Regions from separate parts of the Homo sapiens genome. Here region 2 is linked to region 1. A link is an interaction called in ENCODE POLR2A ChIA-PET data of the cell type or tissue named here. Cell type or tissue: MCF 10A. All regions are shown on one strand.

Region 1 (5,000 bases):
CCATGTTTTGTACAGTAGTAGCATAAAATTATGCAACAATTTATACTTTTAACAGGTCAATACTAATAAGGAGAATTATCCAAAGCCACCCTCTTTCATTTTGCTTTCAGCTTAGCTCATGTCCTTTTCTGGTATTCAATATGTCACCCCATGCATCCTTCAGCCTGCAACTTCTTAACTACCTTACCTCAAGTTTGTGCCAGATAAATAGCAATGTTAAAAGTTACTATGAATTTAGTTTTTTTTTTTAATTGCTTTTTGTAGTGATGTTTTTCTTTCCCCAAACTGCGTGGCTTTCTCCCATTCCTACCTCAGTCTTCATAGCATGCTTTTCTACTCCAAGTGCGCATGTTTTGCTTTCTGAGAATGTGAGATTCACCCAAATAAAAAAGAAAGGGTTTGGTGTTGTTTGTCATTTGGAGTTTTTAGTGCCTCCCTGTACTACATTAGGATGGACAAAAGAGATTGTAATGCCATGAATATAAAGAGTTATTGTTCACTACTTACGAAAAATACTCTAGCTACTCATTATTTCAAAGTAGTTTATTTTAATCATTTAAAAATTAGTTGTGTCCACACTTTGTGCTTTAATCTTTTATTGTAATTTTTAATGCTAAACATATCTAGTACTCCATAACACATGCTAAATGTTGCGTTTTGATGTATCCTCCCTTCTCTCCTAATCTAGCTTCGTAGTCCTTTGAATACATTAATTTTGTAAATTACCGCAGTAGCAGCCAGATTTCATAAGGATGTTTTACATTGTTGTAACTGGTTTCATTTTCTTACTTGTTCCTATGATTCTCATTATATAGGAACTACTTACTTTATGTTCTTAACACAGAAGGGTCAGAGGAAACAGTTATTTTTTGTAACAATTTTTAAACTATTAGGCATTATACATTACAAAATCTTTTGTTCTTTTAAAATAGTAAAATGTGCCCAGAGTTTAGTGCTGAAGTATTCTGCAGTGATGTTGAAAAATGTGAAACACCTTTTATTTGGCATGTTGTCTAAATGCTGCCTGACCCCGCAGTTCTTGCAGTTGGTGCATCATCTGAATGCTGTCTAACCCTGCAGTTTCCAGAAACATGAGATGATAATTTGCTTCTTTGGTGAGCCTGTGGCTTAGGTCCATTTCTTTTCACAAAAAAGAATGATCAGAGAAGACTTAAATGCCCTATAAGTCATTTCAGAAACATTACGTAGTGATTATTTTGGTATTGCCTAAAGCAGGTATCAAGGTGATTAACATTCATTATGTTATCTTAAAAATTACACACAATCCTTTATTGCGGTCATGAAATAAGTAATACTGTATACAAAAAAAAAAATGAAAGAAAATAACCAGTGACGTTTTTTTCCTTCCATCTGCTCTTCCATCATGCAGGTACAACTTGGCCAAGTAGAAATCAAATGCCCCATCACAGAGTGTTTTGAATTCTTGGAAGAAACAACTGTTGTCTATAACTTAACGCATGAAGACTCCATCAAGTATAAGTACTTCTTGGAACTTGGCCGTATTGATTCCAGCACCAAGCCATGTCCTCAGTGCAAGCACTTTACAACCTTCAAGAAAAAAGGACATATTCCCACCCCTTCCAGATCAGAAAGCAAATACAAAGTAAGCATTTTCACCAGAGCTGTGGGTTAGATGTCACATGGCAGAAGCAGCCAGATTAGATCCACTTGTCGTGGGCATTAAGGGGGCATCTTTCCTTTATGGAGCTGAAGGTGAGCATATATTGGCCATCATTCTGAAAGCATATGGTTTGGGGAGGCTGATGATAAGAGAGTGCTCTTAAGGAATTAATTACAGTTTTGTCTTTGACTTTAACCATGTTGAAAATTAATCTAGTAACCTTATAGGAAGGCTGATCTTTAGAGTAATAATAGTTACTACTACCAAATACTAAATAAATACTAAGGCTTTTTCTTTATTATTATGGACTTGATTTTTTTTTCAGTGGTCCCAATGTAAGTCTCCTCTTGTTCTGTCTATAATAGGTAAAAATAGTATAAATGGTACTCATTCATTTATTCAGCAAATACAGAATGCTGTATATGCTAGGCAGTGTGCTAAATTTGGGGGCTATAGAGCAAATGTGATACAGTCCCTGCTTCAAAAAAAGTCGAAGATGGGAGAGACATGTGTTCTAAAAATGACAGTCCAATATGATTAGAAAAAAACACAAAGCTGTGTACATATAGTGTGCTTTGAGGACACTTGAAGGAGGGTTAGGCTCTAGGATGTCAGGAATGGCTTCACAGAGGAGGTGCAGTTCTCCAGACAGATAAACCTGGTGAGCATTTCAGAGCAAGGGATGAGTAAGTGCACGGCCCCCGAGGCTAAGGCCAGGCTTCTTGTAATCAAGTGCTTCTAGAGCTGGTGGAGAGTCGGGAGAGGCAGCTGATCGGGCAGATAAGAGCAGATCATGTTGAGTCTTGTGCAGTTTGCGCAGAAGTTTGGATGTAACTCTGTAAGCATTAGAGAAATGTCATCTGGCAGCATTCATAGAAGCTATCACAAGAGGACCAGACAGAAGTCTGGTTTGAAACCAAGGCAACAACTGTGACAGCAGAGCATTGATTCACAGCCCTGATTGTATATTAGAATCACCCGAGAACTTCCATGACACACCAGTGCCCCAGGCCCACCCCAGAACAATTGTCTTCCAAATTTTTGAGCCTCACCAGGTGACTAATCCACAGTAGAGAATCTTTGCAGTAAATGAAGCAGAAAACCAGTGAGGCTGTGGCAGTAGTTTTCATCCTTGTCATTACAGCAAAATGGCAGGATGAAGTGGTTTCAAAGGCTGTTTGGAGTCATCTCCATTTAAGGTAAGTTTCTGGTCATGTTCCCTTTCTTGAGAGCAGCAGTTACATTATTCATTTTGTAGCTTTGAGGGGACCATGGTTTAGCAGGTAGTTTCCTCTGCTGTTGCAGTTATAAGCTACAGTATTGTAGGTTAGTCAAAGCTTCTTCATGAGTCGTTGTTCTTTGAAACTGCTTGGCTCTCATAGTTAATTTATTTACTGTTTTTATGCAGGCCATTCTCTATCAGGTATAACTGTTAGAAAAAAATCCTATTTTTCTCTTCTATAAAAAGCATTATTTTTGAGGTTACAAAAATTGTATAACTAAAGTACTGCCCTACAGTGGTGTTGAAGGCTAACTGAACATTAATAGAATACTTTTATTTCATGCTATATATCCTTAGATTATTTTTAAGTTATTTTCATTGCAATTGTATGTTATTGTATAAGATCAGGAAATTACTAGTTTTAGAAGGACTCGTAATTCCATAAATTAGGATATTCAATTTTTTTCTAATATATGTTTGGACTTAGATACATAGAAACTGAGACTATACTAATTTTTAAAATTGCAGTAATTAAAACATGTACAAAATTGAATTAGAGTGGGAATAACTGAGTAACTTTTAAATGTGTTGTTTTTATGAAATGGGTAAAGGAGTTATAATTTAAGTCACAATTATGGCAATAGTGAAATGTTTTACGTCTCATTTCATCTGAAATCACCAAAATCATGTTGTGATGAGCATAATGTATCACAATACACATGTATTGAGAGTGAAATATGTAAAAATTGACAAATAGAAGATTCTATATTTGTGTAATTTTGAGCGAGCCCATGGTATTCTGATAACATTTCCCAGAGGTCAGGCTTCTCCAATGTCTATCAATTTGTTGTAGGTAAGAAGAGAAGCAGGGGCAAATGGACCAACATCTTAAATTTATTAAACTCAATTGATTCCTTTTGATTAGTAGAGGAAAAGAAAATTTGCTTTGGTGTGAGGAGGAATTCAACAACACAATAAATGTTGATTATGAAGCAGTTAAGATCCTCAGATCAACATCTTAAATTTATTAAACTCAATTGATTCCTTTTGATTAGTAGAGGAAAAGAAAATTTGCTTTGGTGTGAGGAGGAATTCAACAACACCATAAATGTTGATTATGAAGCAGTTAAGATCCTCAGCGGTGGGTGTGGGGTGGAAATCTCATTACACTATAAAATGAAACTTAAGCAAATTTCAAAAGAGTAAAACTACCACAGAATTTGAGGATGATTATTTTTGTTACTCTTCTTTACTAGTGTAGAAGAGAAGATCGATAACAGAAGAAGTTAATAATCTCCTTGATCTATGCTGTACAAAGTTCTAGCAATGATTCAAATAATTCCTGAAGCAATAATTTTTACTTATTTTAGTGTAAAGTTTATATAACATTTTTCATCATTAAACTCTGTGGTTTATGTTAACATTAACTACCTGGTTTACATGCCCATACCTGTCTGGGTATTATAGGTAAGGAGAGCACTGACATGGATACCCCAGCCAACCAATCGTGAGATTCATGGCCACAGTATGGCACCCTGTACTGAGACTAAGATCTTTGTTCTTTGTGATGAACAGGTGAACATTTTTTATTTTGCAGTATTTTTAAAAATTCAGTTTCCCTAATAAAATAAGGTAGTTCCAAATTGGTGTCATTTATGGTAACTTTAAGAGGAGTGAATTCAAGTACTCACACACAATACATTGCATCATGAGGCAACAGAAATAGAAAAAAAAAGGTTGCTGCTAATGTCTGACGTTTCTGTGCAATTTAACGTCTCTTTATAATAATGTTTACAGGCTTAAGTAGGTTTGTATCTACTGATAAAACCCTTGTAATGTTTATTTTAATGTTATTCTGAGTCATTGATTCACAGTATCTTCATCCAAGATGTCATTCTTTGAACATTTATTATGGCTTTTGCTGTCAATTCAACTGTTTGAAAATATTATAGCTATTTTATAGCTGAGTAAGTGCTTCTCACATGAAGTTTGAGACCTAAAATATCATATATGGGGGTTTTAATTTTTGTGAAGACCACTTGTTAAATTGTTTGTACTCAGCAGGTGGATAAAGGGTAAAAAGAATATAAGAATAAGCAGTAACTAGAACTCTTACCTGTCCATTTGTCCTTCCAG
Region 2 (5,000 bases), 76 kb before region 1:
GTCTCGAACTCCTGACCTCAGATGGTCCACCCGCCTCGCACTCCCAAAGTGCTGGGGGATTACAGGCATGAGCCACCGTGCCTGGCCCCATAAATTCATTTCTTTTAAACCTTAAAGCACCCTGCATATTTTTGGAAACCATTGTGTTCAGTGTTGAGTTTGAATGCAGTTGTCTTCACACAGGTGAATTTATAGAACCTGTCATGCCCGGTGTGGTTTTGGTAGTCCTGAAAATGTGAAGAATAATATGAGACTGAAATCTGTTTTGAGGTCACTCTAAAAATTTGAAAAGTGGGAATTAAGGCATATTTAAACTTATCCTTCTGTGTGCAAAATGTATGTGTGTGTGTGTGTGCGTGCGTGTGTGTCTGGGGGTGCAGTAACATTTGCTTTCATGCCTTACTCATTCCATTATTTTCCTCCACTCTCTACATCATTTCTCTTTAATAATTTTTCTTTTTTCTTTTCCTTGTTCTTTTACTTTTTGAAATCTGATTTTAATTGGCATTTGATTTCTCTAGAGGAATCCTCTGTCAAGTGCTAAGCCCTGGGGCCAGCAGGACTTTTTCCGAGGCATGCTGCATGGGTATTTCCTGTCCCTTCCAGCTGTCTGGAGATGAGGCTACATAGAGAAACCTTGCATTGAGTTCCACTGCCTAAAATATCTCAAATAACATTACAAGTACTGCTGACCTAAGGCATCAGCTGATACCTTTAGAGTGTGATTTTTCCCTCCTAGAGCTTTTATACCTGAAGGCTCTTCCTTAACTCCTGATACAAAAGACATAAAAAAGAGATCATTAGAATTTAAACCCTCAGCTTTTTATTAAGGGTTTGTGATGGACAAAGTAGGCATACCTGAGCGGTAATTTCTTATAATTATTCATTTATCAGTGCACTATTTGTGCATTTAACAAACATTTATTGGGGTACCTGTATGATAAGCACCATGAGATACTCTATAAATGTATTAAATGTCCTAAAGGAACCATCTTATAGCCTTGTTGGCAGTATTTTCCCCAGCTTTATCTGATGGCATAAATAAGCTTTTTTTTAAAAAAGTTACTAGACAGCTATGGATCTGCTTTCTCTCTGGGAGATTTTTATTAAGCCAGTTCTGGGACACCAGCTAACTTTTTATTAATCTCATTTACTATTCCTTCTGTTATGTTTAATCCAAAGTTATAAATCTATTACTTATTTCTTAATATAAATATTTCTCAGCTATGTTTGATTGCTGGAAATATATTAGTAAATACAAAGATATACATATTTTGTTCATTTCAAAATATTTTCTGCCTTTATATAAAGAAAACACAATTTTGCTCAGTTTGTTTTGGATCATTCATGACATACTTAAAAATGTTTATTTTTTTCAAATTCAGTTTGTCAGAAGGGTTTTACATTATAAGCAAAATGAACCTTCCCAAATTGAATTTTTGCTTTAAAAATTCAATGTGTATGGGAGAATGACTTCTAGTTTATATCGTTCTCTATCAACTTTATCACTACTATTTGCCCCACCAATTTTGGGATAACTGCACTTGAATTTGCAAGTTTTTACAAATAGTAAGAAAGACCATTTATTGGACATCTATCTTGTAAACATTCTTACATGTATTTTTATTTAATTCTAATTTACTTATGTATTAAATACTTATTACATACAAGGCACTGTTTTAGGCTCTGGGGATACAAGAGACTAAAACATTTAAAGCTCCTGACTTCATGGAATTATATGCTAGGCTGTGGAAATGGAAAATGAGATAAGTAAATTATTTAGCTTATTAGAAGATAATAAGGGCAATGGAGAAGGAGAAATAAGGGAAGAGTGATACTGGGGAGGGATTTTCCTTGATAAATCTATAGTTTTGGGGGGGTTGTCATGGAGGATATGTTTTACGAAGGGATTTTTGAGAAGAGATCTTCATGATGCCAATGAAGGAACAAACCATGAGGATATCTAATAGAATAATAAGGTGTAAAGTTCCAAAGATAGAAGCATACGTGTGAGTTTCCAGGAATCGCAAGGAGATCTGTGAGGCTGAAGCATAGAGAATGAAGTGGGTAGTGCTAAAAAGAAGACAGCAGGAGGAGTGGGGAAAGCTGGTCGGGCAGGGATTAAGCCCATCAGGTATCTTCATTTCCCTAAAGTAAAATGTTGTAAGAAGATACTGAGCAACAGACTAACCAGATATGCCTTTCCCTTTAAAAGAGATTACTCCATCTCTTTGTGGAAAATATACTGTAGGAGTCAAGAGTGGAAGTAAAAAGATCAGTTAGAAGACTATGGAATAAATCAAAGGAGAGACAATACAGTTCAGACTAGAGTGATACAGGCGAACGCAGTTTGAACTGGTTGAATTTGGAATATATTGTGAAGTTAGAACTGACAGAATGCCAATGATTGCACATGGGATGAGAGAAAAAGAGTCAAGCATGAGTCAGGTTCTGAGCTCAAGCAATTAGAAAACTGGGGTTGCCGTTTAATAAGATGAGGAATAGTGTAGGAGGACTAGGTTTAGGGAGAATGAGAAATTTGATGTGCCTTTTAGACATTCATGAAGGGATGTTGAGTAGGCAGTTGGCGTCTGGCATTCAGAAGAGAGATCTGAGCAGAAGATATAAATTTGAACGTGGATGGCATATAGATGGTATTTAAAGCTATTAGACTGGATGAAGTCACCTGTGGAGGGAGTGTCAGTAGCTAGAGAAGAAGGATTGGAGACTGAGTCCGAGCATACCAATGTTCACAAATATGGAGTCTGGGACATCAGAAAGAAGAAGCAAAGAGTCTAAAAGGGAGTGGGCTAATTCGGCAAGAAGAGTACTGAGAGTACTTACCCAGAAGCCAAAGACAGTGTTTTAAAAGGGATAATCACATGTGTCTAATGCTTCTGATAGTTCCAGCAGGATGAGGTTTGAAATTGACCATCAGATTTCCCAACAAGGAGTTTATTGGTAACTGTGAGCAGTGCTGTTTTCATTGGCAGCCATGGGATGGTTTTCAGGTTAGAGTGGGTTCAAAAGAACAGGAACAATTCTGTTTTTGTACTGCAGGTAGTAGAATGTTATATGAGGGAACTCGAGGTTAGAGAGATTAAATAACTTGCCCAAAATCTCAAAGCAAGGGAATGGCAAAGGTGGAAGTGAAATTCAGATGTTTGGCTCTAAAACCTATGGCTTTTGTACATTCTTTAAATTGATTATTTCATTTATAAGGTAAACTTATATTTTTCTTTTTCTTTTAAGTTGATACATATATTGTACAAAAAGCACAAGTCTTCCAATCCAAGAAGGAGAAGACACTTAATTACATGTTTTGAGGAAGCGAAAGGCTGCCACTCAAACTTAGGTCTAGAGATTACAGCCAAACTCAGCCTCATCTACTTGTAAGGAAATCAAGAGGAATTTGGCTTAGGAAAGCTATGATTTGATTTGATTTACTGTTAAGTTTTTTTTTGTTTGTTTGTTTGTTTTGAGACGGAGTCTCACTCTGTCACCAGGCTGGAGTGCAGTGGCATGATCTCGGCTCACGGAAACCTCCACATCCCAGGTTCAAGCGATTCTCCTGCCTCAGCCTTCCGAGTAGTTGGGACTACAGGTGCGTGCCACCATGCTCAGCTAATTTTTGTATTTTTAGTAGAGATGGGGTTTCACCATGTTGGCCAGGATGGTCTTGATCTCTTGACCTGGTGATCCTCCTGCCTCGGCCTCCCGAAGTGCTGAGATTACAGGCGTGAGCCACGGCACCCGGCCGATTTACTGTTAAGTTTTAATGGCAACATACTCTCCTGTTTTCTTCCTAAGTTTCTGGTCATTCCTTTTGTCAGAACTTTCTTGTATTTTACCATCTCTTAATGTTGGTGTCTGTGTAGTCCTGAGCTAAACCTCTTCTCTTCTCACTTTGTATACTGTTAGTGGGGCCATCTTACCCACTCTCATGGTTTCAAGTAACACCTACCTGTTGTTGATTCCCAAATCTTTATCTGTATCCCCAGTCAAGTGTCATATAGCCATCTCTCTCCTGAACAATTGTAGTGGATGTCCCATACATAGCCACCTTAAACTTAACTTCTCAAAACTAAATCCCCCTTTCCTCCCCTTGTTTGCCACATGCTCAAAGCCTTGCTTCTTTTTTGAGATTCCCTGTTTCCATTCATTGTACTCAGGTCAGAAACCTGGGGGGTCATCATTGAGCTATTCTTCTCCCTTATCTCCCACATCTAATTAATCACCAGGTCCTTTCAATTCTTCATCTTTAAAATATATCTGTATTCTTCTCTACTGATTCTATTTCTGCTGTCATTTCCCTCTCTCAGGCCTCTACCATTTCTCTCCTGGATTCTTACAAGAGCTTCCTACTTGGTCCCAGTGATGCTCTCTTGGCTCTCTCCAACTTACTCTCCACACATATGCCAGAGGGTTCTTTATAAAATGCTGGACCAGTCTTGGCACTCTCCTTCTTAGCCTTTCAACACCTGCTTCTTGCTAATAGATTAGAATTTAAACTTTATAACGGTATCTCATGTCCCTGTGCATTCTGACTCCTGTGTGTCCGTCTGAGCTTTCTTTCTCAACTGTCCCACTACACCTATAGAGATATTAAATTTTTTTCTTCTTTGAATGCTCCGTGACTCTGAATTATGAGCCTTTACCTTTAGTGATATGAAGTTCTGTCTTAGGGGAATCCTCTTTCTTTCCTTGCTGCCCTAACTCTCTTTGCCCCATTCACACCCATTCTTCTAGTTCAGCTTAGACATTCTTCTGGGAGAATCTTCTTGACCCCCTATATCTAGATTAAGCATCCTTCCTATATTCTTTGATAACCCTCTTTACTTAAGGTTATCAAACTATATAGGAATCTTCTATACAATTATTCTTGTTTCACTGTATTTAAATTGTCTGTTTCCTGCTCTGTGCTTCCATTAGACTACAAAGCTTGATGCATGTAAAGACATTATTAATCTGTTTTTTACTAATTTCCTAACACTTTGTGT

Evidence for each region. Peaks named below come from ENCODE experiments on the same cell type or tissue, not always from the same donor. Only the 100,000 strongest peaks of a DNase experiment are listed, where the experiment ranks them.
Region 2: POLR2A ChIA-PET joins it to region 1 with 6 read pairs; 3 of 35 experiments call an interaction of 5 or more read pairs at or near these places.

The regions. Positions count from the first base shown.
Region 1 is chr6:125,043,821-125,048,820 of GRCh38, forward strand. It overlaps RNF217 (ring finger protein 217), which reads left to right. Exons shown (of 6, transcript NM_001286398.3): 2 at 1,391-1,624. Among named protein-coding and RNA genes, the nearest start is that of RNF217-AS1, 83 kb to the left of the region's middle. In MCF 10A, no CTCF peak of the experiment used is centred here; a DNase peak (open chromatin) is centred at 2,381.
Region 2 is chr6:124,967,995-124,972,994 of GRCh38, forward strand. All of the region lies in intron 1 of RNF217 (ring finger protein 217), which reads left to right. Among named protein-coding and RNA genes, the nearest start is that of RNF217-AS1, 7.5 kb to the left of the region's middle. In MCF 10A, no CTCF peak of the experiment used is centred here; a DNase peak (open chromatin) is centred at 2,417.